7 separate regions of the Homo sapiens genome follow, and regions 1, 2, 3, 4, 6 and 7 are each linked to region 5. A link is an interaction called in ENCODE POLR2A ChIA-PET data of the cell type or tissue named here. Cell type or tissue: HepG2. All regions are shown on one strand. Region 1 holds the start of LINC02677 (long intergenic non-protein coding RNA 2677). Region 2 overlaps CALML3-AS1 (CALML3 antisense RNA 1). Region 3 has its middle 4.9 kb from the start of LASTR. Region 4 has its middle 11 kb from the start of LASTR. Region 5 overlaps NET1 (neuroepithelial cell transforming 1). Region 6 has its middle 24 kb from the start of LASTR. Region 7 has its middle 2.7 kb from the start of CALML3-AS1.

Region 1 (4,000 bases), 170 kb after region 5:
CCAACTCCTTCCAGCCCTTTCTGCTCACACCATCTCAGTTTTCCTGTCTGGCTGCAGCCACCAACAGCAGCCACAGGATCTCGCCAAATTTCCATTTACTTGCTCTCTGGTCTTCTCATGCTGGCGCAGTCCTCCCCTCCGGACCACGAGAGCCAAGTGTAAATTGTGTGGTCCCAGCAATCATTCAATCCTGCAGATAGCTGTGTTAAGGGTGTCTGGGGACCTGGGGAAGGAGTGTGTTTTGTGTTTTGTTTTTATGCATTTCCTCACTCTGTCTGGATATGGGGATCTGGGGAGGGAGAGAGAAGGTAGGCTTTCTTCACAGGGGATGCTTACCTACTGGCGAGCACAGCGATCTGAGCTTTGGGGGCCTCCGTCGGCCCTCAGTGATGTGTGGTTTCCCTCATTGGCCTTCACTGGGGTTCCCCTCAGTGCACTAAGGTGGACATGGGAGAAAAAGCCCCGTGGCCCCCTAAACAAATCGACCCCAGATGCCATGGGACAGGGTTCCAATCCCGCCTCTCGTGTTGGTTTTCTTGGTGATGAACGACAAATCCCTTTTCATTTCTAGTTCTGATCCCCTCATCTTGGAGGTGCTTGTCCCTGTCTGGCATCCCACAGTTTTCTATGGGAATGTGAAGATGCTTCAGCGGGGCTGCTGCCCTAAGGAGCATCTGGGGCAGGTGGACCAGGGTGGATGCATCAGTCGTGAGGACAGTGAAGGGCCGCGGATGCGGCAGTAGAGAGGAGGGCTGGCTGGAGAAGATGGGAGAGCGGCAGTTCCCACGCAGAACAGCAGCAGGAGGGCCGGGGAAGATGAGCTGGACAGGTAAGTATGGCGGGCAAGCGGGTAAGCAGGTGAGCAAGTAAGCAGGTAGGCAGGTGAGCAAGTAAGCAGGTAGGCAGGCGGGCAGGTAGGCAGGGAAGCAGGCCCTTGAATACTGTGCTAAGGAGTTTGGGTTTTACCTTGAGGGTGAAGAGTTCTTAGCGGGATGTTGGTGGAGCCTGGCAAAACCAGAGGCACAGAGATGCTGCCAACTCATCTTGCAGAGCGCGTCTCAGACATTCCTAGCAAAGAGAAGGCCCTGGGAAATCCAGTGACTCTGAAACCTTCATGCAGAGATGTGCGTGGAGATCTCTAGAAAGGGCTGGAGCCAGAGGGATAATTTCCGAAAGCTTCACAGATGCTGTGCTTCTGAGCAAAGTCCACACTCTGCATCTGGGCAGTGCACACGCAACCATGCACCAACCACACCACTCTTTGCAAGGACCTCAGCTCCTCGCCCAAACGCCGCAGGGCAAGCCCAGGCAGGGCTCAGCATTCCACTCTGAAGGTGAAGCCATGTGCTTTAAAAGAAGGCAGAGGCTCTGTGGCTGTTTCTCTTCCCCTCGCTGGGAGGTGGGACAGGGTAGTGGTTAAGCGTGGGTTCCATCATCCAACATCTAGGTGGCAATCCCAGCTCTACTGTTTAACAGTGTGTGCCCTTATATGCATTTCTTAATTTCTCCGGGCCTCTTTCCTCATTATCAAACTCAGGATTGAGCGGATTTCTCTACTCTCTACACCTAGAAAGTAGTGGGTGTACCTCACTACATGGCTCGTCAGAAGACTACAATAAAATGTGCTGTTATCATGATCTGTTTCTCCAGCACTTTTCTTTTAAACTGTCTGGAGAGTTGAATGATAACAACAGGCCTTTTAAGAATTTTGGAGGTAGGAACTACAATGATTCCCAAGCTGCTGATGAGGAACCGAGCCTCAGAGGGTTAATAACATCCCAGGATCTCATGCCCCCAAAAAGGGCAAGGCTCGGGAGGTGGAAAGACTTCTCATCACCAAGTATCACAGGGAGAAGGTCAGCTCCAGACTGAGCCTTAAAAAGTGTGTCTTGTTCAGGAAGGAGGTTGAGAAAGTGGGTGGCCACATGCCCGGGCCCTGGAAGGCTCCCTGGACCAGGGCCTCACGGACAGACTGAGAAAGCCGCTCCTGGCCTGGGTCATGCCTGCAGGGCCCTCGCTAGCCTATGAAACCCCACGGGCCTGCACGTTTCCTCCACAAGCTGTGAGAGGCATCAGTATGTCCTCTCCGGAGTGACAAATGACACTCGACCCCGAGGCCCACGCAGGCTCGGTAATCAGTGACAGCTGCAGCAGCTGTTCTGCTGGCCAGGGGTCAAGGTCCCAGGCAGCTTCTCCTTATGGGGTATAACCTGATTGCACTGCAGCTCTGAGCTGCCCCAGGAGCCCCGTGCACAGAGCCTGAGACTATGTCAAGCCCATCTGTCAATCTGGAAGAGCCCACCTCTCAATCTATGGAAAGAGACCGGAACAGTGCAGGTGCCCACTCAGTGCTGAAATGATCAAGGAGTAAATGAGTGAGTGAGTGAAGGAATGCATGAATCCTTCCTCCTCTTCCCTCGTAAGAGACAATCTCCAAGCAGCAATTGCCCCACCCTCATGGGCTTTTCCAGAACTGTGTGAGAAGAAAGGAGCTGCTCAGTGTCAGGGACACCCCTCCAAGTCCCACAGACCACAGTAGCAGGCATCTGACTCATGCCAGACCTGTCCTCCTGCAGGGAGCACACATACCCACCTGCCCCTGTGTGGTCGGCAGCCATGCCCCTGAGCCCTAGAGGCAGCGGGGAGCAAGATCTCCAAGCCCCAGCTCCACACTGATGGCTGCTCCTGGACAAGGATGCAGGGACCTGGAAAGAAAGGACAATCCCCCACCGAAGGAAGCGGAGGGGCCGGGATTTGAGGTTACAGCATGGAAGGAAAGAGCTGAGCTTCAAAGGCCGCAGAAGAAGAACAGGCGGAGTTAACAGGAAAAACCACAGTCAGGCCCTCTGGGAGAGGCTGGGGTTGCATGGAGGGCTGAGGAGGGGGAAGAGGGGCCAGGACTGGCAAAGGCTGCCTGACAGTCTGCCCTCCAGACAGCCACTTCCTCCCCTGTGCCTGCTCCATGTGGGAAGCCCTATGGGGGCTCAACTTTCAGCCCTGCTTCGGAGTGGGGGGACTGTCTCCTCCCTTGTCGCTCCCCATTCTCACCCCCACCCCCAACAGAGACCCCTTTCTGCAAGGCCAGGAGTGAGCGCACGGCATCAGACCCTTGCATCAGAGCCCTGGCACGTCCTTGTTTTCAGTGGTTTGGAAGTGAATCGTCTCTAGGTTTGTGTTGAGGCCAAGATACACGTTTTTCCTTTTCTCCGCTTTCCTTTCTTGTGCCTTGTTATGACTGGCTTTGGAGCCTGGCTTACAGGGAGGGGGGATGGAGAATGGGCAGGCTGTGGGGGAGGTGGCTGGGGTCCCAGGGAGGGAGGTCTCGGGACACCTGCCCTGCCAAAGTTAAGGCTACTGGGCAGGTGACCTTGGCCTCCAGGTCAGGGAAGCTGGAGGTATCTCATGGGCCACAGAGTCCCAGGATCCACAGAGGAAGGAGGAGGGAGCCGCTGGGAAAGTGGTTTAGGCTTAGGTGGTTGATGAGTGCGTGGGACAGGGGGAGGAGGAAGAAATGGGGAGGCTGCCACATGGCAGAGGAGGAACCCACACTCCGGAGAAACTCACTTTGTGTTCCAGCCTCCACTCGGAGCCGAGCGTCATCCCACCCACCCCGGGCTGGGTGTTTCTCCTTCACTTGGGAAAACCAAAAGGCAGAATTGAGGTTGCGGCCTCCAGAGCCCATCAGGACAAAAGACATGCCCTGAGCGCCCTGCACCAGCCCTGAGCTGAGTGGCGGCCCCACCAGCTGGCCCTTAGGGCTGAAAGCAAGAGCAGGCACGTGGGAGCTACCCAGGGTCTCGGGGTGCTGTGGAAGGTGCACCCCCACCAGCCTTCCACAGCCACCACATCCCAGGAGAGGCCAAGACACGCCCCAGACCAAACAGAAGACGGGAAAATGCTGGTTCTGAAAAATGTTTACATTCTCCTTCCCAGAATTCCAAGATACTAAGATGTCCTAAAACAAAAAGAAATGAAAAGATAGGAGGGAAAACACCCATTG
Region 2 (4,000 bases), 72 kb after region 5:
AGGAAGCTGGATGCGTGAGTCCATGCCTCCTGAGGCCTACACAGCACAAATGGTATGGGGGCAGGTTCTCATTCTTGCAGAGACATGAACAGAAGAGAAGCCTGGTGGTCGATATCCACAGGTGCCAAGGTGTCCTGAGGCGCCGAGCCTTAGCAGCTGCTCCCAGGGGCCAGCATGGAGGTCTCCAGCCACCACCGAGCCACATGGCAAATGAGGACAGTGGGGAAGAAAGAACAGACAACCCAGGCAAATCAAACAGGCACCTGGGCAAGGCCATGTGAGGCATAGCATGGAATTTTTTGAACCAGAACTTGAAGGAAGGATGAGGTTCCAACAATCCTTTCGCCATTGGAGGCAGAGCTGCTCTTTGATGACAACAGGATCCTCCTGTGCTCTGTTTACTTAGCAAATACTGATTAAAGTCGGTGAGGCAGAGGACCTGTCCTATCTAAGGAGGCTTGACGGGGAAAGAAGTCGGAAACGGCCCTGGCTCTTATGAAACTAAGATAGGAAGGAACTAAAAGAGGGGGTAAAACAGAAGTGATGGGAGGAGGCAGAGAGTTAATTAAAAGTGGGTATTCAGGGAAGCCCTCATGAGGAAATGGAATTTGACTTTCAACTGAGTGACAGGGAAGGGTGAGCACTTCAAGGTTGGGGGCAGAGTGTCCAGGCAGACAGGGGACTCATGTGAAGTCACAAAAGTGGGAATCAGAGTAAGGGTGTTGGTCAAGGAGCAGAAAGTAGGCTGGAACATAGTCTTGAGGGGTCAGTGATGGGATCATAGTGAGGAAGGCAGGAAACAGTCGTGGATGGTGAAGAGAAGCCTTTATAGGATTTTGAGTAAGAAAAGACATGCATTGAATATAACACAAATAGGGAGACCACTTATGAGGCCGTTGAATATTCCTGCCTCGAGGTGATGGTGGCTTGGTGCACTGGATGAATAAAGAAACATTTTCAAAGTAGAGATGAATGATTGGTTTAGAAGTGCAAGAGGAAGGGAGGAATTAAATATGACTCCAGGGTTTTGTTCTGAACAATTGAATTGTTTTTTAAAGAGATGGGAAGACCCAGCTACTCAGGAGGCTGAGTTGGGAGGATGGCTTGAGCCCAGGAGGCAGAGGTTGCAGTGAGCCAAGATGGTGCCACTGCACTCCAGCCTGGGCAACAGAGCCAAATTCTGTCTCAAAAAGAGAGAGAGAGAGAGAGAGATGAGAAGACTAGAGGAGGCAGGGATGAAGGCCAAGAAGTCTGCTTGGTTACATTAGCTTGAGATGGTGATTAAACACGCAAATGGAGGTGTTACATTGGCAGCTGCATACATGAGGTGCTTAGCAGAAAAGGTGGAGAGAGATATACGCTACGAACAAGACTGTCTTGATACTTTCCTGCACTGAAAGCCATCTAAGGCAGGGCCAGTCCTGGCTTCTGTTGTCTGTTTTGCAGCTTCTGGACAAGACGGTCAAAAACTGCATTAGTGATGACCACAGAGAAGATGGAAAGGGAGGCTAGCTGTAGGAATCGGAAGATCTAGGTCCCAGTCCAAGTTTTAAACTTGCTAGTTGTCCAACTTTAATTCATATTCATCATCTGTGACATGGAGACATAACACAAAGGATAGTCAGCAAATCCATGTCTTACATTATAAATGTAACCGTGAAACAGTAAAAGAACGAACATAACTAACTCCATTTTTGTTTAAGGGGCCTTTACCCATTCCTGCACAGATGCTAGGATAATTTTAGAGCACCGAGATAATACATAAACACAGAAATCATGTAGTTTTTGAAACTCACTCTGAGATTAAAAGTAAAGCATATAAACAATTAACTATGTGTTGTTAAAGATTTACAGGAGTCCTTGCATGTGTTGTTAAAGATTTACTATGTGTTGAAACTATATATAGTTTCAACACATATATAGTATATATACGTATATATACGTATATATGTGTGTATATATATACATATATATGTGTGTATATATATGTATATATATATAGTTCAAAAACTATAGTTTTTGAAACTCACTCTGAGATTAAAAGTAAAGCATATAAACAATTAACTGTGTTGTTAAAGGTTTACAGCAGGTCCTTGTGACCTCACCAAGGACAAAAAAGTTCCCAAACTCCTCGGACCCTCACGGGCACCCAGATGTCTGCAGTCCTCAATCACCTTTTGATGCTAATCCTCCCTTCTTCCCCATATCCCCCTCCCATAAAAAAAAAAAACAAACCCCGACGAGCCTGAAATTTTTGAGATGGTATAATGGTTTAGAACACTAGCTCACCACCATCTCCTTTATTTGCTGGCTCTCCAGATAAACCTGCTTTTCCTCCCACCAGCACTTGTCTCTTGAGTCCAGCTTTCAAGCGGTGAGCAGCCGAAGCTGGGTTCAGTTACATAAAAGTGCTAATATTTACACTGGGGAGGAAGGAATTTGATGAGCAGGTGTTAGGGCTGGTGGATGGCTTTATCAAGGAAAAGAGAGAGCGTTCAGAACTACTCAGCCACACCCATTCCAGCAGGGACACAGGAATGGAACTGGCTAAAGATTGGAGAATCTTCATATCTTTATATCACCCAGCAGGAGAGGCACATTTAAAAGGACACTTAACAAATTCTTCTTAACAAAGGCTATTACAACACCACTTCATGGGGGGAAAAGCAAATCACCTTGGGCCTTCTGGCTTTAGGGTTTCTAGTTTTCAAAGAAAGCAGCTGCAGTTGGTGTGTGTGGGGGGTGGGGTAGGGGTTCCTTCTATCTGTATCTATTGGATTCTTTGTTAATACTATTCTCTGCAAGGCCAGCACTGTCCCACCACAATTCCAGAGTCCTTACCTGATGCCTGCAGCCCAGGGAATTCTACACCCAGTTCACACTCCTGAGTCCCAGCACCCCAGGCACCTGGCTCTCAAAGCCTGTTCCATGGATCTCTTTGGGAATAGGGTGTCCCAAGACCCTTACTGAGGGCCTGAGAGGTCAAAACTTTTTCACAATAAACCAGTGTTTTTTCCCCTTTTCACTGTGTTGATATTTGCGCTGAGGTCAAAAGCAACAGGGGTAAAACCAGTGCCTTAGCATGAATTAGGAACCCTGTGCTAGGCATCATGACGCTCTCCACTCCACATTGTCTCATTAAACAAACAAACAAACAAAAAAGCTGGTTGCACTTAAAAATATCCTTGGAGCAGCAGAATTATTTTTATTAAATTTCAAAGCTTACTTGTACATTTTTAATAGTCTGCTGATATTGAAGTGTGATGATTGTCATGAGGAAAGCATTGTGTGATTGACTAAATGAGTAGCAAGGTGAGCTTTTTTCATGGAACATCTTTTTTGTTGGAAAGAACAGCGGATGGACAAACCATGATCACTCAGACCTAGTATTTGGCAGACATCTTTTCGAGAATGGATGAAGTGAGCCTGTCACTTCAAGGAAAACAACTGACAGTATTTGTGGCCATTAAAAATTTTTGAGCTTCTGAATGAAAATTGGAATTTTTGAAATTTTGTATTTGTCACCGTGAACTTGAGCCTCTCCAGTACTTAGCAGCTTTTCTAATGAGATTGGTGGTGACATTAATGAATGTGTGTTTTTTTTTTGAGACAGGGTCTCACTCTGTCACCCAGGCTGGAGTTCAATGACATGATCACAGCTCACTGCAGCCTCGATCTCTCTCCCATGCTCAAGCAATCCTCCTCCTGCCTCAGCCTTCCAAGTAGCTGGGACTACAGGCACACACCACCACACCTGGCTAATTTTTCAATTTTTTGTGGAGACGAGATCTCACTATGTTGCCCAGGCTGGTCTTGAACTCTTAGATTCAAGCAATCCTCCCACCTCGGCTTCCTGAAGTGCTGAGATCACAGGTGTGAGCCACCATACCTGACCTAATGAATGGGATTTTTAAATGTTATGTATGTAATTGTTCAACCAGTGAACCAGTATTTTCCAAGTGACCAATGCATGGCATTACAAAACCATGCACAGGTAACA
Region 3 (4,000 bases), 140 kb after region 5:
CTGGGAGGAGGTGGGTGGGGAGTGACTTGCTGGTGACCGGTGAGCCCAGTCTCCAGGAGGGCAGGTTCTGCCCGTGCAGAGATGCGCCCGGGTGAGGCACAGGAAGCCCAGGCACCGCTGGTCCTGGAGGCACCATCACCCACATCTGCAGCACTGGTGGGCGGGTCCCCTCCCATTGCCCAATTCCCAGCCCTGCTTCTGGTTTCCAAAGGTTCCTTGACATAGTATTCCACGGAAAACAACCAAGGTGAAAGGTTCTGTCTGCTGCAACCTAACACCTGTAGCAATTCCTGATGGCCCAGCCCCAGCCCGAGGCTCTGATCTGCGGCGGCTGAGGAGTCAGTGCTTTGGGACTCCTGTCAGCCCCCAGTTCATCAGGCATCATCCCAGAGCCTGAGATGTGAGGCCACCTCCTCTGAGCCCTCTCAGCCCTGGTTCCTAGTGGCCTTGTTGTCCCTAAGCCCCACTTAGGGTTGCGAAACTATTAAGTGCATGCACCAGAGCCTCCTATGTGTGAGATACAGTCCTTAACCAAAACAGAATTCTTATCTAGTTAGAGAGAATACGTGAATCAAAAAAATCTATGGCTTTCCAGTGCAACAAACGGTAAGAAGCAAACAGGCGTTGCTGCAATAACAGCAGGGATGGAAGTTCCGGGAAGGGTTATCACAGCCGAGGTTGTTCGGGGCAGGCTTCATTGAGGATTTGGGACATGAATGGAATTTGAGCTTCCCTTCAGCATGGAGAAAGCGTGGAAGCAGAGGTCTGAGGGTGGAAGCAGGCAGGGCTCGTGGGGACCTGATGAAGACGTCTTCCTGGCTGGGTGAACTGTAAGGGGGCGCTGGAGGGATCACAAGGTGGGAGAGGAATTGGGGACAGCCTTGAAGCCCAGGGAAAGAGCTTAGTCTCAATCCTGTGGGTAGTGGGTGAGTCAGAGGTTTTAAAGGGAGGGGGATGGCGGTAGGAACAGCGGTAGGGGTTTTCCAAAGATTAATCTGGATGTAGGGCAGGGTGGACCACAGCTAGAAAGAATAAAGGCAGGAAGTCATCTCCAGGGCCCTGATCTGGCCACAAAGCTGGGCCTCACCCCACAGTTTCCAGACTAGAGAATCTGATCAAGCAAACCCAGGCAGGCCCCTTGTGGCTGATTTAAGCAGTCTCATGAAATGTCGTCTTTGCAAAACGTTCAGTGAGCAGTGGGCTGACACCAGGAATTCCAAATGCTGGTGAGGCAGAAGTTTGGGGGTAAACCGTGGCATCTCACCACTCACTTCCCGAACCTGCTCCAAAGAGACCCAGCATGAAGGAAAAAGGCCCTCAGGGGAGGGAAAAAGAAAATCTCCACCCGGCAGTAGGCAAGCCCCAGCCCCCACCGCGCCCCCCCTCCCTGGAACCCTCCCATTCCTGCCAGTGGGGCTCTCTGGCTGGTTTCGGGGGACCCCACACATGGGAGGGGGCTGCTCTCCCTTAATTGCAACCAACCCCAGGCCTTTTTGATAGGACTCATGAATTTTACCTGAAGTGTAACTGGATGCTATGCTTGATTAGATTTTTCCTGGCTTTCTATACTATCCTATCCTCCTTCTCCCGATCTGGGGGCTCCAGGCCCTCCCTAACTGCCTCCCTTCTCCAAAATGCACCCCTAGTCTCAGACCTCACTGTACTGTTCATCTACTGTCTTACAACTCTGTCCTCGTACTCACCCCAAAAAGTAAGGCAATGACAAAGAGATGGAGTGGAGGGCACTCGAGCAGGAAGCAGAGCCAGAAGCCCTCCCGCTCCAGGGGCCAGGGGGAGGGCGGGGTCAGGAGGGTGAGAAAGCCCAGGAACCCTTCAGACTGGCGGGGTGAGTGCAGCCCCAGCATCCAGACTCAACTCCTCACCCAGGCCCTCCAGGCTGCCCCGCTTTAACGCCTGCTCCTCCCTTCTCCCGCACATGTGTCCCTTCCTGGGGGCTACGCCCTGGTGTTCACATGTCTTTCTTTTTCTCTGTCCTATCTGTCGAGCTTTGCCCAGGATGCTTGGAAGTCTTCATCTTATCATTCCCAGGATCCAGGGAATAATAAGATCCTTATTCCCAGGATCCAGGCATGATGCTGTCTGTGCAGTTCAAGCACAGGTGCATTTTGCATTTACTTTTTGAGGCTTCATATACATGAAGCACTACACTAGGCCATTAGCGCTAACTTAAAGGGGAAGAGAGAATGTGATTGCCACTCTCACGTGGCGCGCTGGAAGGTTCAGGGAGGTGCAGCTGACAAACCAACCAGAGACACTAAGTGCCGCAGGCTGCCCTGCTGGGTGACAGGGCGGCCTGCAGAGGTGGAATGCGCTCTCTGACCCCACAGCCCGCAGGGCCCCAGTTGAGCTCCCAGAGGGCTGCCCGCATCTGTCCCTGTATCTCACGGCGCCCCTCAGGAAGCCCAAGGCAGTGTTCCTGGCATAGATGCGGGGAACCCTCAAGGGTGGGTGCAGTACCTCAGCCTTCCAGGCCCAGGTGCCCCAAGGGCTGGCCTCCTGCAGGGACAATGCTGAGCTGGAGGTCCACACGGCAGGCAGAGGGGTGGCTGGTGTAGCTAAGCCTCCCCAGGAACAAGGAGCCGGGCCTGCTTTCACCTGCTGCTCTCTTTCCTGACAGCTGTGGGAGATGAGTGAGCCGGAGCAGGGCTAGCAGCAAAGGGAAGGCTGCATCAGCCCCCAGCCCAGCCTCTGTGTGGCCTCTGCACGTGCACGCGCACACTACACACACACACACACACAAACACACACCTTGGCAGATGTATCCCTAGAACGTGGCAGAGACTCAGGCTGGAGCCACTTGGTGCAGGGACTCACAACCTCCAAACTCCAGATGCCACCGCTGCTAGGAGCTTATGTCGACTGAGCTTGGACCAATGCTGGTCACAGGATCTTGGACCATGTTCTTGCCTGTTGTACCTCAGAGAAGATCCTTCCCATTCCCTTTCTCCTGTACCCGAGGAAAACCCTAGCCTGCACTTCCCGTCGGGCTTCCTGCTGGGAGCACCTCCAGCCCCCCATTACCCAGCAACAACTTCTCCACGGCCACCCAGGGACACATGTGAACAGGTGATGGAGGCCAGCATGGATTCCCACCCAGCCCCCATGCATGCCTGCTCCTAGGGGTTAGACCCCTGCTTTCCGGAAACTTTCTCTTCCTCGGATATTTGGCAAACTGCCCACCGTGCTTTGAAGTCTTCATCTTATAGATTCTCAGGATCCAGGCACGATGCTATCTGTGCAGTTCAAACACAGCTGCATTTTGCCTTTATTTCTCAGAGCTTAATATACATGAAGCACCAAGCTAGACCATTAGTACTAACTTTACCATTAATGGAAGAGATGGCATGATTCCCACTCTCTCTCAGGTGGTATGTGGGAAGGTTCGGGGAGGCGTGGCCGACAAATGGACCTGAAATATTAAGAGGACAGCACAAGAAAGAGTGTGGCCTGGTGTCCACCATGCTCTTTGGAAGCTCAGTGCCATGGAAGGAGGGGAGGGCCCTTCAGGGCCACGGTGCAGGGAAGTCTGAAAGATTTGAAGGAGGGAGCAACATGGTCCTATGTCAGGAGCTGGTATTAATGCCAGAAATCAAGAGTGTTCTTGATTTAGGAAAAGGAGTACATGGAATTGCCCGGATCACAACGGAGAGGGAGGAGAAGGGAGCTGGCCGTGTCCCCGTCATCACCAGCTGTCATTGGAGGGCAGCTTCCGAGCCCCACTGGTGTCTCAGCTGGGGATGGCAGAAAGCACCCTGCAAGAAGCTGCCAAGCTCTGTCGTTCCTTATGAACCAATTAAACATGATTAAGATTGTGTTCTCATTACCTAAATAATTCATTAACATTTTCAGTAGGAAATTTAGAAAATATAAGTGAGTGAGAATAAAACAGAAATCACGTGTTTTCTCACCCACGGAGACACTGCATCCTTCTAGTCTTTTTTCTACACATAAACATATTTTTGTTAAATTATAATTTGTC
Region 4 (4,000 bases), 140 kb after region 5:
TTGGGTGGGGTCAGGGAGGGACGCCATGGAGAAAAGGGCTTGGCTATGACTCTCAAAGCCTTCAAAGGAAAATGCCCCCCTCTGGCTCCCCAGGATATGGCAGCACAAGACGTCCAGTGGGTAACTGGAAAGAAACCGTCCCAGGGCTCGTCACAAATCACTGCCCAACCAATGAATCACAGGTTATCTAGACAGGCTGAATTCACCACCTTTGCCCATTGGCCGCTTAGGTGCTGAGGCCGCAGGATCTGCCAGCACAGGACCATCAGTTCCCTCCCGTGCCTTATTTACATTTCATTTTATTATTTTTTTAAATTTTATTTTAGAGACATGGGGACTTGTGTCGCGCAGGCTGGAGTGCGGTGGCACAATCACAGCTCACTGCAGCCTCCACCTCCTGAGCTCAAGAGAGCCTCCCACCTCAGCCTCCTGAGTAGCTAGATTACAGGCACGTGTCACCACCCCTGGCTAATTTTCTTTTAATCTTTTGAGGCTGATGTTCTGGTACGTGGGAAAGGAGAGGGAAAGGGGCTGCAGAAGAGAATGAGAGAAAGGGAGGAAGGAATTGAAGACATTCAAGTGTGAGTGGGGAAATGCATAAAAGAGAAAAGGCTACGCAGGGCCAAGTGGACCCCTGAAAACACAGACACAGAGCAGGCACATGCTGGTGGTGCATGGCAGGGCGCTGTGCTGGGGGCTGTCCCGGCCTGGAGAGGGGCAGAGGGATTGCAGTTGACATGTCAACAATCGCTCCTGAATGGCAAGCCCGAGCCCTCCCCTCCACTCCTTCACTCCTGAAGTCCGGTCAAGAGGCTCCAGGCTCTTTTTTGTTACCTTTTTCCGCACCACTGGTTGCCCTGGCAACAGCCGCAGCTGGCCCGTCTCCCAAATCACAAGCTGTAATGAGAATCTCAGGCAGGTTTGTTCTGCTCTGCTGGCTCGCAGACAATAGGTGGAACGCTGGCCCACAGCTGTGGTTTCAGAACCTGTCCCCGAGGATGCCCCGCAAGTAAGGGGAGGGAACAGGGTCTGGGAGGAAAGGTGAGAAAGGGCTCAGCTAAGAGAGAAGGCAGCGGAGGAAACAGGAATGTCCTGGAACTTCCCTACCACCACCTCTGGGACAAACCGGCTGGATGGGAGTGCACAGTGGATGGATCCATAGCTGAATACACAGCAGCACCTAAAGGAAGTGTCTGCCCAGCCCCCAGCCTGCGCCTGCGCCTCCACTGTTCTCACCCAGCGGCTTCAGTGAAAACACGCTGTCCAGATCCACAAATGACCCAAAGCTTCCAGGGAGAGCAAATGTGCTGCAGGCGACAGAGCTGGTATTCATAAAAGAGACCATATTCGATTGGAACAGTGGGCGGAAACTAATAATTTTGAGAAAGATATAGGAAAAGTTGGCTGAACAGAAATTGTCTCGAGAGGCCGGGCGCGGTAGCTCAGGCCTGTAATCCTAGCACTTTGGAAGGCTGAGGCAGGTGGATCACTTGAGGTTAGGAGTTTGAAACCAGCCTGACCGACATGGTAGAACCCCGTCTGTACTAAAAATACAAAAACAAATGGCCAGGCATGGTGGCGGGCACCTGTAATCCCAGCTACTTGGGAGGCTGAGGCAGGAGAATTGTTTGAACCCAGGAGGTGGAGGTTGCAGTGAGCCAAGATCACGCCACTTCACTCCAGCCAGAGCGAGACTCCGTCTCAAAAAAAAAAAAAGAAAAGAAAAAAGAAATTGTCTCGAGAGTCCAAATCACTCGCAAGCTCAGTGCACATCAACAGGGACGCAGCAGCTTAGAACACAGACGCAAGCGGGAGGCACGTGTGCCAGTGTGTCACTGCAGCCCATTCTTTGCCTGGTGGCTGAGCACCCCTCAGGTAAAGTGTATGGGGTCTTAGAAGTCAAGTTGGTGGATGCAGTTTGAATTCAGCTTCCAGTATTTAAAATGTTTGTAATTGTATAAATCAGAGGCTGTGTAATGTTGGGGTCAAAAGCAGGAATGCTGGAGCCAAACTAACTGGGTGTGAATCCCAGTGTTTATAAGCTGTGTATCCTTGAGGAAGTTACTTCACCTCTCTGAGTGTCAGTTGCCTCATCTATACAATGGAGGCAATAGCACTGCCTCCCTCCTAGGGTTTCAGTGAGAATTGAGTCAGTGACTCTAGGTAAAACACTCAGAAGAATGCCGGCACACCGAAAGTGCAAATTCTGGTTGCTAATGGTATTAGTGACTCAGCTGTTGCTTTCAAAAGGTTGATGAGTTGTTTTTGCCTGGAGGGCCCTGGACTCGGAATGCCTGGCCACCCTCAATACTCTCGAACCTAAACTCCTAGTCACCCTTGTATGGTCAGGCTGTGTCTGGCCACTCCCGACAGGAGGTGAGTAAGAGGGACCAATGACCCTCTCCCCAGAGCAGCCCGAGGCCACATGCACCAGCCCATGGTGCTCCTATGGCCCTTGGAGAGCCCCACTAAGGAAGGGCTGTCCCTCTGCTGGCTGGTCCGTGGGGACCCAGTATTCTGAGGACTCACAGCTGCTGAGGAAACACACTTCCACTACCAGCTTCACACCCAGCACGTGCGGGAGCCGTGGAAAGCCACCACCCTTGTCTCCCTTCCTTAGCTAGGAACCCTCTCTTCTTCTTCACTGGGTCTTGGGAAGACTGGAGAGGGCTTTACCCCCTGAGAATGGAACATTGTATAATCATCTACTTGTTCAGAGGAGAGAAATCCTACTCCAGCTCAATCTCTAGAAGAGATTTCTGTAGGCAGCCCAGCACTTCAGCTCAGACGCCATCGCACGCTGGGACCTTAGCCAAATCCTCTTGTTCTTAATTTCTCCCCATCAACACGAGAGTGTTGATTTCAGGGGAGCCTGGAAACTTCTCCATCCACCCAGACTTGTTGGAGAGGCGACTTGCACAGTGCTTTGCAGAAACACAGGTCTCTGTTTTCAGGAGTTGCTCTCGGGAAGGTGAAGCTGTGATCTTTGAAAGCTTTGTAAAGTTCCCTGCATTTCAGAATCACATTCTTTCCCATTTGCCTTTCCCACAAACCCAAAACAGATTTGGAGCAATGGAAACCATGCTTAGAAAAAAAAACCCTCATGATGGAAAACTGCCAAACCTCATCTTCAAAACTAAATGTGGTCTCATCCCAGTTGTCAAGGCCCAATTTTGTATTTTACTCTTGTATTATTTATTTTGCAAACACTGCAGGTGTGTGACGCCAGATGCTGTTCTAAGAGCTTTGCAAACAGTGACTCATTTCATCCTTATAACAACTCCATAAAGGAGACACTGTTGTTATCTTCATCCTCATTTTTGGAGGGGTAAACTGAGGCATGGTACATGACCCATAAGTAACTAGGGATTTAGACCAGGCAGCAAACTCCAGAGTCCATGGTCTTAACCCACAGTGCTGCCTTTCACTCTGCCATGCTTGCTTGCCTTTTCCATGTAGACTAGAATCTTCTAGAAAGCAGAGATAGTGTCTTCATAAAACATCTGTGAAAGGAAAATACATTTTGGGACCCTAAAATCGCTAATCCAAAGGGAAAAGTCAAGCTGGGAACTGCATCAGGCAAACCTGCCTCCTATTTTATTCGTAAATAAGATCACTACACAGACAAAAATTTACATACCTTGCTCACAATTTACCCACAAGGAAATTCCTCGTGGACAAAGAACAGATGGAACTCAAAGTCATCCCTCTGTTCATATGAGACCAGTGTATATGTGATGGTTTCCTCTGCTCTATTGTCTATGTAAAAACGCAGATTCACTGAGCCAGACTGAGGCATCAGTGATTGTTCCCCTACCCCTCTCTCACATGTAAATTGTGTATTCAGTGAAAGGCTAATTTGAGTTAATCAGAAACTCAAAAGAATGCAACTGTTTGTCTCTTATCTACCTATAACCTGGGAGCCCCCACTTTGAGTTGCCCCACCTTTCTGGACCAAACCAATGTACATCTCACACATATTGATTGATGTCTCATGTCT
Region 5 (4,000 bases):
TTGTCTTTATAAATAGTCTGCACCCACTATTCTTCTGTATTCACTCTTCAGCCCCTGTAATTTGCCTCTGTCTTTACTCCACTGAAATAGCACACTTGAGATCCTCATTAAACTTGTAATCACTAAATCCGTGGCTTTTTTCATACCCTCCTTAACCTCTTTGCTGTAATTAACATTTTTTTCTTCCCTTGGCTTTTGCTTTGTTTCTTTCCTTCTAACTATTCCTTTTGCAGAATTTTCCTTCCCTTGGCTTTCCTCCAAAGTTAGATCCTTGGACCATGTTCTTTTTGTCCAAATTTTCTCTCCCAGTCATCTCATTCACTCCCATAGCTTCGATTTTTATCTCTGTATCTGACTCTCCAGTCTAAATCTAGCCTCCAGCCTCTTTCAGGTTTTTGTCCAACATTTCCAACTACCAGCAGAATATTTTCATTTGCATGTTCTTCCACCGCCTCACACTCAGTATATCTAAAATGTAACTTAGAATTTTCTTTCAAAGCTTGTTCCTTCTTATTTCTTGATTTGCACTAACAGTTACCCCTCCTATTTAAAGAATTGTAGGCGTCTGTGACTTCTTGCTTATATCCTTTTCCTTCTTCCCTACTGGTCCTACTTTAGGCAAAGTTCTTGTTGCCCGACTGTGATTTTTGCATGATGTTTTCAGTCATCTTTCAACCATCTTAAACACCAGTCACATATATCTTATTACAACATAGCTCTCATTATCTCTCTCACCTATTGAGTACATCCATCTGTTCCATCTTTACGCACAGCCCGTGATCTCAGTGTGGGCTCACTCCCTTGTCCTCCTTGAAATTTTCTCTTGTTCAAATCTATGAAAAATATTACATTCAAGGCCGCACAGACATAACATCTTAAACCTCTTCCTGGCATTGTTCCCAGCCGTGTCTTAGCTTAGAAAACTACCTGAAGTGGTTTCTCTTCCAGAACTCCTGTAGCACTTATTAGCTACACACCTTAGTTTTGAATTTGCAAAAGCTATCTTCTGTTATCTCTTCATGTGGCCTACCTTTACACAATGGTCTCTTTAGCAGATATGAAGCCTATTTTTTTTTATTACCCAAGTATCTAGAATAGTGACTTTTATATAATAGATTTATCTGATTCTATAAATCCTCAGACTAGAAATATTTTTCCAACATACTACCATCATATTATAGTAGTTTATAGTGTAAAATTTTACCATTCCAAATAGAATAACGAATTTTGTGTTTAAAAGGAAATCTGCTTCACAGCAGGCCTGCCAAGCCAACAAAAGTAGTGTTGTTCCATAGAGGAAAAGACTTAGGCTAGAAATTTGGAGACTGTCACTGGTCACTGTCATTATTGTCACTTCACCTCTGTTAGCCTCATTTCTTCACCTGTAAAATGCAAGACTTTTTAAGCAGTCTTTTGACCCTGTTCGAGCTATATCAAGATCAGTTAATTCAGTCTAGAGAAGGACCCTGTTATATTATACACTTATATATAATATATACACAATTACATACTATGTATACAATATAGAGAACAGAAATCACCTTTGTTATAAAATATCTAGTACACAGATAATCAAGTTTTTAAAAAGATCCAGAAAAAATATCTACCTCTAAGAAATACTGAATTTTGAAATCTGAAGTAGCCCAGTTTACCCGTAACCTCATGGGAGATTTTCTTCTGGAAGAGAGGTAACAGAAGTGCACCTGCTGTATTTACCCTGCTAGTCTTAAGAAAAAGTGGGAACTATTTAAAGACTTAGATAATCTATTTTATAATTGTGAATATGCTTGCACTTCTGTAAAATAAAAGCAGGTTTCCTGGAAAATTAGGCTTTTCTTCATTATATATGTTGATTCAGCCCTATCGAATAAGAATTTCTATTTCCTTATTTGAGTTGTCAAGTTGTCCATACTGAACTTATTCCCATGCAATAGGGTTTTATGGGAAAAGTCTGCCTGTCTGTGACTAAGCACCAGAGTAGATAACGTAACAATTTGTTTTACTTCGGGAATGCATTTTAAATCAGGAAGAGAAGTTTCTGTCCTACTTGAACCCAGCTTCACTCTCCTCCTGGGCGAAAGCTGAGAGGCCTAGGTGTGCCCAGCTCTCAGTTAACTGAAGTCACGTGGTGGTGGACCCCGCCCCCAGGGCCCGGTTGGCTGTGGCCCCGCCCCCGAGCCCTGGGGTCGGTGCTTGCTGCCTGCGGCTCTCAGAAGCCTCTGCTCCACCGCGGCGAGAGGCATGGGCACGTGGCTGCCGAGGGTGGCCGAGCTCTGGGAAGAAAAGCCCGTGTGCCTCTGCATAGCGTCGCTACAGCGCTGACTCGGTGTGGATTGATTGGAAAGGTTTGAGGGAGTACTTGGGAAGCATGGTGGCACATGATGAGACTGGAGGTCTCCTACCTATTAAAAGGACCATACGAGTCCTAGATGTCAATAACCAGTCCTTCAGAGAACAAGAGGTAAGACTTTAAGAGAAACGTTAGGCAAAAGGAATGTTTTCTAACTCCACGGAGCTTTTAAAATTTTTAACAAGGTATTAACAGTATAATTTTAAACTTTTGATCTTATTATTACAATGTATGTTCTTGATTTATGTGCAAGCTTGAAATGTGTTTAGGGACTGTGGTCTAAGTTTAAATAGTTTATACATAGCATAGCTTGAGTGTACACAGCTTTTATAAAAAAGGAAAAGATTTTAAATGTATATGTTACTCGGGTTACGTTTGTCACATTTCTGATGCTTAATATAATTGTTTTTTTAACTTGAATTGATATCATCCAGTCTTAGAAACTACCTTAATGGAGCAAGAGGAAAAGAATCCCGTTCTTGTAAATCAATGCTAGTGAACAAATTGCAACTAAAGTTTAGTCTGACCTGGTGTGCATTTTTCTTCCATCTGATGAGTTCATTGTATGCCACTTTTTTCTTCAGAAGGAAAGAGGCATGTTAGAATATTTAAACCAGTGACTCATTATTTTTACCCTCCTTGCTTTGTCTGAGTCTTTTTTTAGTCTTTATGAACATTTATCAATATAAATCAAATTACTTTATGCCATTTTATGTAATCTTGATTTAACATTGTGTGATATTCTGTTTATACTATATACTTTAATATATACTACATTGTCACTTATATGCTAGGAATAGTGTTCCTGCATTCAGTTAACTGTGTATCTCTTGATTGTGGTAGTGGTTTCCGTCTCTATACACACGTCAAAACTTATCTAATTGTGCATTTTAAATATGTAAAGCTTACTGAATACCCCAGCAAAGTTGCTTGTCATGTGTACACATACACACACCTTTTGGTAGTTAAAATAGCTGCCGTCTTCAGGAAGTACACTTTTATTTGGTGTGGTTTGGCTTTGGTTTTTGTTCTTGGTTTTGGTCTTTGCCTATGTGTCGGTTTTCTCAAAATGTGTAAGTATTTCCTTTGAGTAGAGCAGTCATCCACAGTCACTAGTGTGAATCCTGCAGCTTATCATCTGTTGGGCCCATAGAAGCTGGCCTTTGTTTAGTATCAGCATGGGCTGTGTTTCTGCCTTACCTTTATTTCTAAGTTACAAGCACTAGGAATGTTGTCACGGTTTTAGATCTAGTGACACAGCTCTAAATAATTTGAGTATTTCTAGAAAAGGAATTCATCCCATGTGATCATAACTCGTTTTTATCTTTTTAAAAATAACTTTTATTTTCTTTTGATTTTAAAGTTTTGCTAAAGATTTTAAGAGAAGATTATTTAACTATTATAACCCAAAGGAATAGACCCAGGTGCATACTATTTTTTTTATTCAGTGTCTTGATATGATTGGTTATAGAAGAGACCCTCCTAAAATATGTTCTCTAACTGGCATCATTAGAAGAAAAAGCCTTTCTACAGAATGCTGACTTCTCAACAGGATTTTTCCATGTCGTTGCAGTTAGCTGTAAGGCATAACCTGAAAAATACTTTAACTTATTCTCAACAATTTTCTGTTTATAGATGTCGAGAAATTTT
Region 6 (4,000 bases), 130 kb after region 5:
AGCAAAATGTGCATTTGGGGAGCCTGGCTTGGGACATGCATCTTACAGCCTGGTTTGCTGCCAGGATCCCCCAGGACACTCTCAAAAAAACAGATCTCTAGGCTCCCCCGAAACCTTTGGAAATATTCTTGAGGGACCAAACAAGAAGCAGATACTTCCGAGAAGCCCACCAGGTGAATCTGACGATGAGCCCAGGTGTGGAATCTCAGGCAAGGCCTGGTGGAAAATCCGTGGTCTGCGAGGAGAGCTGCCTGGGAACCCGGCACGACGGGGAGACACTTGAAGGAGGGGCACATGCGCCAGAGGTGAAGCTTTGCCCTCTCCAGCACAGAGTGGGCCGTGAGCTGTCCGCCACAAAGGCGGAGAGATGAGGTAAGAGGGAGGCTGCATTGTTTTGATGTCCAGGCACAGACTTGGCATCCACCAGCCCAGGCAGCGCCACAGCCAGGCTGGCTCTGGAGGAAAGGGTGGGCCATGGCTTTGAAGCCAGGCAGGCACACTTCCTCCAGGGCCCGGGTCTGCATGCAGGGGCACGAGACTCAGAAGCCAGCTCGCCCATCTGTTTCCGTTACATGCAGATGGGGCAGAGGGCGGAGGGCGCAGGGCTGGATGGGGACCAGACTGTGAAGCCTTCGGGGACTGCGTCCAGCTGCATCACAGGTCTCATCTGGCCCAAGGAGGCCGGTGGGGCGGTGTCAGGGAAGCCCAGTGTCCAGGGCTTTGAGTGCTAATTCTTCTTCCTGGACATCGGTCCCCCTCCTCACTAGCTGGAGGCAGGGTCCCTGCCTTGCTTTTGCAGGCACCCAGTGCCTGTCGTCAAGCCTGGCCTACAATAAGTATGTGGTAAACATTCATTAAGTTGAACTGAATGCTCCTTTCAGTGAGAAGATGAGCTCTTCCATCTCTCTCATTAGACAGAGGTCCCCATCAAGGGGTTCACATCAACTGGTTGTTAACAAAAAGAGGGACCCTGGCCCAGCCAGCACCTGCACACAGGAAGCATTCAGTGATGCTGGCTTTGTTGATTTGCAATGACCATCTGCAAAACTCTCTTCCCTTTATCCGGGTGTGGGTTTGGTTCCTGTGTATCCAGATGAACGTAATTGCCATCATCGATACCAGATACCCAACCATGACCCCTTCTTTTCCCCTTTTTTCAACTTCTACTCTAAGTGTAAACAAGTTAAATGATTTGGGGTTGTTTTGCCCTCATCTGATTCAAAAAGAGGTGATGAAGCATCTCGGTTCTACCAGCTGTGTGATCACAGAAAAATTGCTCAACCTCTCTGAGTGCCAGTTTTCTCAACTGCTAAATGGATTTACAAAACCCACCTCGCAGAGTAATTAGAAGGATTCGTGTACCTAATGCACTGGAACAGAGGCGGTGGTTGATATCTAGAAACTAGTATTATAATATTCTCCATCCTGGGACAGTCTAGCCCTAGGGACTGGATCCCAAGATCATGGTGTCCCAGAGAACTTTGACCTTCACAGCTGCAAACAGATGGAGGGACAGGGCTCAGAGGTTCAGCAGGTCCCTTCTGTTCATAGAACCCATTGCTTTGTAAACAAAGTCCTATCTATTCATAGCGACAGAGTTTGAACCTCCTTGCATTTTTGTTCATGCATTTACACAAATGTGTGTTTTATGCCTTGTTTACAAGTGTGAGTGGTGTGCTTACTGGGTGGGGACCCGCACACTCCAGGCTTGGACACTCAAACAAAGAGCTTCCCAGGCCCAGCGCCAGGCCCCTACAGGAGCCCAGGTCCTTATCCTCGGGGACCCTGCGTTCCTGATCACAGCCTTTGTTCTCTGGACCTGAGATCAAAGGTCCAGAGGAGGTAGTTTGCTGGCAGCCAAAACTCGTTGGATGGTGGAGTCAGACGGAAGGGTTCTTGGATCAAGGTTCATCCCATGGACCATCTACTCACTAAGGTGAATGGAAGCAAAATTTATCAATACTTTTTATAAGTTGATGCAAGTTTATGGATATTTATTAACACAATGTACTGAATGCTTACTACATCTGGGATTTGCAGGGCAGAGGAAGACCAACCCTAGCTCTGGCCATAATTGGGGCCCGAGCTCTCAAAGCCCACAGGTCCAGGTGCAAAGGACAGAGATTCTCCACATGGGCGCCTCCTGGGGCCGGTACAGCTCCTCACACCTGGCCCCACACCTTGGGCCCAGCCCAGGGGCATCAGTGGGCAACTCATTCTCTTTAGAATTCTTGCAGCTGGATAAATGCAGCCTGGACAGTCGATTCATGGTTATCGAATGGGGGACAACCATGGATCTTAAAAGTGATTTCGTTGATGGGTTTTCTTCCCCCTTTGGGCTGTAGGTTTGGTCCGGGCTGGCCGGGAACAGAGCCGTTTAACACCGCGCTTATGCACCATTAGGGGCTTGGATGTGTTTGCTCCTGATCCAGGTCAGAGATTCCCAACTTTCTCTTCTGAGGAGCTGCTCTTATCTATCCTGAAATTTGGTTTTAGCCATGGAAGAGGTTTCTCAGAGCACAACCAGTAGGCTCCGTACCAGCTTCTTCCCCCGAGAATATTTGTCAGCAGTCAGGAGGAAGGCATGACAGCAGGACCTTCTTAGAGGGCGACAGCCAGGTGGCACAGTGGCCAGCACCACTCAGGGCAGCTGGCGCCCCATCCTCCAGGAGCTGGAGCTGTTGCAGAAGGGTCTGGGTCACTCCTGCCCCTCCAGGAGGCAGAACCCCAAGAGTCCATCCCTAGGCTTGGAGGAGCCGCATCAGCCTCCTAACCTCTCTCTTCTTGTCATTGCCACATCTCACATACAAGAACAAGCATGTCTGCAGCCTCTGAGCACTCGGCCAACAGCTGTAGGCCTGCCCACTTCTCAAACCCATTCGGATTGCAAAGCCCCAAGCTCTACACGCCCAGCACTAGAAAGAGTGGCTCTTTGCTTCTTCACTGGGATGGGCTCACACAGATCCAAAAACCTCCTCCCCAGTTCCATTCAGCCTTCTCCAGACAAGCACCAAAATGCTTCCTTCTGCCTCTCCTTGGCATGTGCTTGTGATGCACTTGCTCACGCGGCTTTTTATGGCCACAAAGTCTGGAGCTGATCCATTGGGCCATGCAGGCCTGCATGACAGCATAAAGAACTTAAAGTTGGCTGGGTGTGGTGGCTCATGCCTGTAGTCCCAGCACTTTGGGAGGCCGAGGTGGGAGGATCACTTGAGCCCAAGAATTCAAGACCAACCTGGCCAACATAGTGAGACCCTGACTCTACAACAAATACAAAAATTAGCCAGGCATGGTGGTGTGCACAGGTAGTCCCAGCTACTCAGGAGGCTGAGGTGGGAGGATCGCTTAAGCCCAGGAGGTCAAGGCTGCAGTGAGCTGAGATCATGCCACTGCACTCCAGCCTGGGTGACAGAATGAGACCTTGTCAAGGAAAGAAGGAAGGAAGGAAGGAAAGAAAGAAGGAAGGAAGGAAGGAAGGGAGGGAGGGAGGGAGGGAGGGAGGGAGGGAGGGAAGAGAGGGAAACCTAAAGTTCAGAGGATTAAATACACTGCTGAGGACAAAGACGATGACTTTCCCCAGTGATCCTCCAGGCTCCCTCACCAGAGTTATTTAACCCAGCTCATCCAGGCCCCTGAGAGAAATTAAACATTAAGCAAAGAGAAATCATGCAGCGGGCAAGTGACGAGAGCAGCCAGAGAATACACTGAGACTCCCAACTCCCACCCAGTCCACTTCTAGCAGGAATATCCACTTCCCTGGAGACATTTCCACTGGGTGACTGACATCTTCTAGGGCAGATGTGACAATTTAGCAAGCAGAGCTGGAAGGACTCGCAGGCTGGCGGGCTATGCAGATATATAAGTCAGTGGCATCGAGTGTCCCAGGTTGGAAACGTGAGCAAATCAACCAGTGTTCCGTATTCATCCCGTAAAGGAAGTTGGTGCATAGTCTCACAACTTACTGAGAACTCGCCATGAGTCAAGGTCTCTGCTAAGAGTT
Region 7 (4,000 bases), 83 kb after region 5:
TAGACAATTGGCACCTCCCTATGGGGCAGCCACTATTATTACCTTCCTCATCTTACAAACGAGGAAGTGGAGACACAGAGGGCTTTAGAAAGCAGCCCTGGGTCCCACCAGTGGGTAAGAGGCAGACCTGGGATTTCAGTCAGGTCTGTGCCCTGACCACTCAGCTACAGGTCTGACACCAACCTGTGCCTCCATCATGGTAACTACGGTAGCGCCTCTCTCCAGCACTTGTGAGGAGCCAGAACAACATTCTTAACACACCTGGCATGTAGTAGGTGCTTAATAATGGCAGCTACTGTTACCATCACCTTCAAGATCCCTTCCTGCTCTAATACTGCAAGACTGTCCAGGGTAGTCACCCCTCTCCATAGCTCGAGAACAAGACAAGAGCAGAAAGGGGCAGAAGCAGGTGCTCTGGGGCTGGATTCCTGAGGGGATGCTGGATGGTGGGGTGTCAGGTGAGCACTGGCCCAGGGCCGGTGTAACTGCAGGTACTCCTGTCAGGGGAACAGAAGCAGAGGGCAAGCTAAGGCTCAGCTTGCTGAGCAAATCCCCACCCCTCCCTGCCACTCTCAGGAGTCGGGGTTGATTGGACACGTCCTGGGGAAGATTTGGGAACAAGCCTCATAAACACATGGACAGAGTGTCTAGAGTTCATTGGGCAGCAGCACCCCAGGGGGTGGGGGGCTGTGAGCAGGAGGGGCAGGCAGAAGCCCCCACATGGCTGCTGACCGCCAGGCAAAAGGAATAGTACATCAGGCCTGAGTACCTTTTGTAGAATGTCTCCTAAATTCTGCAGGAAGGAGAGAAACCAAGGTCTCCCTGCACAGGGCATCTTTGTAGTCACTGTCATACACGTGGCTGAGGTTTGACATCTAAGCCCCTTCTTCCCAGGTGCAGGCTTGAGGCTCTTACAAGGGTTGGGACCTACGCACTGCCAATGCCTGGGCCAGGAGGGCACGCCAGTGTCTTTATTTGTCTTCCTCCCAGCCTCCCAGCGATTCCGCCAGGGCAGGTCTTTTTGCAACCCCACACACCAGTCATTCTGGAGCCACCTGGGCCTGGATTTTGCAGGTGCTGGGAGCCTTTCATCAAGAGCTCTTTGTGCTCAGGCAGGCACTGGCTGGGGTGGTGGAAAGGTCCTACCTGCTCTCAGCTTAGAACTGGCAGCCCCAGATCCTCCCTGAGGGGGAGTCCTCAGAAGCAGAGTAGTAAGTGGAGGTGTCTTTTTTTTTTTTTTTTTTTTTGAGACAGAGTCTGGCTCTGATCCCCAGGCTGGAGTGCAGTGGCGTGATCCCAGCTCACTGCAACCTCTGCCTCCCTGGTTCACGCCATTCTCCTGCCTCAGCCTCCCGAGTAGCTGGGACTACAGGCACCCACCACCACGCCCGGCTAACTTTTTATGTTTTTAGTAGAGATGGGGTTTCACCGTGTTAGCCAGGATGGTCTCGATCTCCTGACCTCGTGATCCGCCCGCCTCAACCTCCCAAATTGCTGGGATTACAGGCATGAGCGACCGCGCCTGGCCGGAGGTGTCTTCTTTATACAGACAGAAGCCAGAGGCAGCAAGGTCAAAGTGCGTCCTGTGGCAAAGGTGAATGACCCCTCCCCTCCCCCTTGGTGTTTAAACACATTTTTTTTTTTTTTGAGATAGGATCTTGCTCTGTCACCTAGGCTGGAGTGCAGTGGTGCAATCATAGCTCACTGCAGCTTCAACCTCCCAAGCTCAAGTGATGGTCCCACCTCAACCTCCCGAGCTCAAGTGATCATCCCACCTCGACCTCTAGAGTAGCTGGGACTGACGCGTGCCACCATGACCCACTAATTAAAAAAAAAAAATTGGAGGGGTGAGGTCTCTATGTTGCCCAGTCTTACCCAAACTCCTAGCCTGAAGTGATCCTCCTGCCTTGGCCTCCCAAAGTGCTGGGATTACAGGCACAAGCCACCGTGCCCGGCCCTGAATATGATTGTTCAGTAACATCTTCTGTCTGCCCTTCTCCTTGAAGCTGGGTCACTGCCCTCACCACAGTGAGCACCGTCTGCTGCCACATGGCTCTGCCCCCTCCCAACCTTCTGTGTTGGGGTAAGGAAGACCAGGCCAGAGGGGGACGCAGCTCTGACAGTGCTCTCTGGCACGGCTCCTTCTGCCTCACGGGGCGTGATGCCCAGGGAACCCCCTGCCCTCACCAGCAGACCCCAAACCCACAGTATGAATGCATCTCTCACCGGGCTAGCATTGCTGACCTCCACGGCATGGCATCAGCTACTCTGACTCAGTTCACCCACGGCAGTGAGTGTGTCCTCTCACACAACAGCCTCGGGATCCAGGTCTACCTAGGTCACACCTGGGCCTGTCTTTAGCTTCCTCCCCATCTCCCCTTATCTTATTTTCCCTTCCTTTTTCCCACCCTGGTCAGCACTTCCAAAGAGCCTGCCCCAAACCCAGATGTCAAGGTAAACTTTTTTGTTGGTAAAATGTGGTCACTCCAGCTGCCAGGGGTGGGTGCTCGCCTGTTGGACATAGGCAAGGGGAGGCCTGGGGGCTGGAGCAGGAGGAAGGAGCCACCCAAATGGGCAAACAGGGTTCTCCAGAGGGACCCAGCCCTGCGGGTGGAGCTTTCTTCCACCCTGTGTTTTTCTGTGGCAGAGACTTAGAGGCAGTTGCCCAACTGGCATATCCCTTTCTTTTCAGTCATTGAATAACCTAATTTAAACAACCTGCCCTCAGCCCCCAAAAAGGTGCAATCTGACTGCAGCTCAAAACAACATTCCAGCCATCCTAGGGGAAAGGAATTTATAAATATTACCTTGGCTTCCATGTGCTTTACTGAGCTCCCTCATAAATCAGGACTTGGGGCTCCTGCACTCCCAGACTATATAAAGCTCGCCTCTGACTCCCGTGTTTCCAATTTTAAATCGAATGCAGCCCAGCCCTGCCGGCTCCTGTTTATCCTCAAAGATTCCAAAGGCCTGTTCAAAGGCTCCCAGAACCAGCCAGCTAAAAATGACCCACGGCTTCCGCTAGAGAAATGTGGTATCAAAACTCGTGTATGGGGTGAGACTGCTCCATGAAGAATGGTAGCAATGGGGAATATGAGTTGTGTTTCTCCACCAAAAAACAAAGCTACATAAAGTAAAACAAGACCAAAAACCACCTCTGAGAAAGGTCTGGCCCCAAACCATGTGTCAATCTCCTCACCATCTTGCTTTTCTGGTAGTCATTTCCATAGCAACAGGTTCTCAGGGGTCTGGACTGGGCAAGAAAGGGAAGTGCCTGGGAAAGGCCTCCTCTGAGCCCTTTCTAACAGGGACAAGGCTGGGTGCTGAGTACTGGGTGGGACAAGCACCTTCCTCAAAGTGCAGGGAAGTGAGAAGCTTTAAATAGACCTAGAAACAATGGCAGGGTTTCCATAATTGGAGGAGAAAGTACCTATCGGAATAATAACAGAAGGAACCACATGCAGTCCCCTAAACACCTTCTTCAGGTCTTTCACGTCTTGTAGTGTGTGCGAACTACCCGGGAGGGGAAAGGAGCCAGGCTCTTAGGGAACATAAGGAGGGGAACATCTGAAGGGTGAATAGCAGGTGGGCCTAGGCCTCAGAGAGCCAACTGGGTGGCCCTGCACACCTTGGGGAGCTGAACATCCAGGGAGTGACTTCCTGAAGACTGACCACATGTGGCCCTGCTGGCCCATGGTGAAATTCATCTCCTGTCATCACTAGCCAAACCAGTCTCACCTATAGCCTACTGCACACCTGAAGACTCTGGTCTGAAGGCCCCCCATGATAGAAGCTCAGCCTTCACTGGGGCACACTGTCGGGAGGCACCTGTCTTGCATTTCATTAGCTCCTTTAATCCTCCAAACAAGTCAGTGCAGTAGCTTGTTTTAGCCTGTTTCAGAGAAGAAAAGACGAAGACTTTGAGACTTTGAATAACTTATCCAAGGCCATACATCTAGTGAATCAGAGTTTGACCCTGGGTTTGACCGACCCCAAAGCT

Evidence for each region. ChIA-PET counts read pairs that join two places held together with the same protein. Peaks named below come from ENCODE experiments on the same cell type or tissue, not always from the same donor. Only the 100,000 strongest peaks of a DNase experiment are listed, where the experiment ranks them.
Region 1: POLR2A ChIA-PET joins it to region 5 with 16 read pairs; 29 of 35 experiments call an interaction of 5 or more read pairs at or near these places.
Region 2: POLR2A ChIA-PET joins it to region 5 with 18 read pairs; 5 of 35 experiments call an interaction of 5 or more read pairs at or near these places.
Region 3: POLR2A ChIA-PET joins it to region 5 with 12 read pairs; 19 of 35 experiments call an interaction of 5 or more read pairs at or near these places.
Region 4: POLR2A ChIA-PET joins it to region 5 with 10 read pairs; 14 of 35 experiments call an interaction of 5 or more read pairs at or near these places.
Region 6: POLR2A ChIA-PET joins it to region 5 with 10 read pairs; 16 of 35 experiments call an interaction of 5 or more read pairs at or near these places.
Region 7: POLR2A ChIA-PET joins it to region 5 with 17 read pairs; 6 of 35 experiments call an interaction of 5 or more read pairs at or near these places.

What each region holds. Positions count from the first base shown.
Region 1 is chr10:5,616,965-5,620,964 of GRCh38, forward strand. LINC02677 (long intergenic non-protein coding RNA 2677) reads right to left here and starts at 1,244. Exons shown (of 2, transcript NR_184032.1): 1 at 967-1,244; 2 at 1-436. In HepG2, no CTCF peak of the experiment used is centred here; no DNase peak of the experiment used is centred here.
Region 2 is chr10:5,515,923-5,519,922 of GRCh38, forward strand. It overlaps CALML3-AS1 (CALML3 antisense RNA 1), which reads right to left. Exons shown (of 3, transcript NR_120497.1): 3 at 1-1,590. Among named protein-coding and RNA genes, the nearest start is that of CALML3, 7.0 kb to the right of the region's middle. In HepG2, no CTCF peak of the experiment used is centred here; DNase peaks (open chromatin) are centred at 359 and 2,399.
Region 3 is chr10:5,589,178-5,593,177 of GRCh38, forward strand. No RefSeq gene overlaps it. Among named protein-coding and RNA genes, the nearest start is that of LASTR, 4.9 kb to the right of the region's middle. RefSeq lists an enhancer at 177-346. In HepG2, a CTCF peak has its summit at 1,130; a DNase peak (open chromatin) is centred at 2,294; H3K4me3 peaks cover 981 bases; H3K27me3 peaks cover 144 bases.
Region 4 is chr10:5,582,877-5,586,876 of GRCh38, forward strand. No RefSeq gene overlaps it. Among named protein-coding and RNA genes, the nearest start is that of LASTR, 11 kb to the right of the region's middle. RefSeq lists enhancers at 528-1,056, 1,663-2,862. In HepG2, CTCF peaks have their summits at 91 and 2,455; DNase peaks (open chromatin) are centred at 2,255 and 3,203; H3K27me3 peaks cover 2,042 bases.
Region 5 is chr10:5,444,398-5,448,397 of GRCh38, forward strand. The region is part of intron 3 of NET1 (neuroepithelial cell transforming 1); the gene reads left to right. Among named protein-coding and RNA genes, the nearest start is that of NET1, 34 kb to the left of the region's middle. RefSeq lists a silencer at 2,021-2,250. In HepG2, no CTCF peak of the experiment used is centred here; DNase peaks (open chromatin) are centred at 2,174 and 3,506; H3K4me3 peaks cover 1,853 bases.
Region 6 is chr10:5,569,900-5,573,899 of GRCh38, forward strand. No RefSeq gene overlaps it. Among named protein-coding and RNA genes, the nearest start is that of LASTR, 24 kb to the right of the region's middle. RefSeq lists an enhancer at 3,599-3,768. In HepG2, no CTCF peak of the experiment used is centred here; DNase peaks (open chromatin) are centred at 1,612 and 1,692.
Region 7 is chr10:5,526,978-5,530,977 of GRCh38, forward strand. No RefSeq gene overlaps it. Among named protein-coding and RNA genes, the nearest start is that of CALML3-AS1, 2.7 kb to the left of the region's middle. In HepG2, no CTCF peak of the experiment used is centred here; DNase peaks (open chromatin) are centred at 1,044 and 1,584.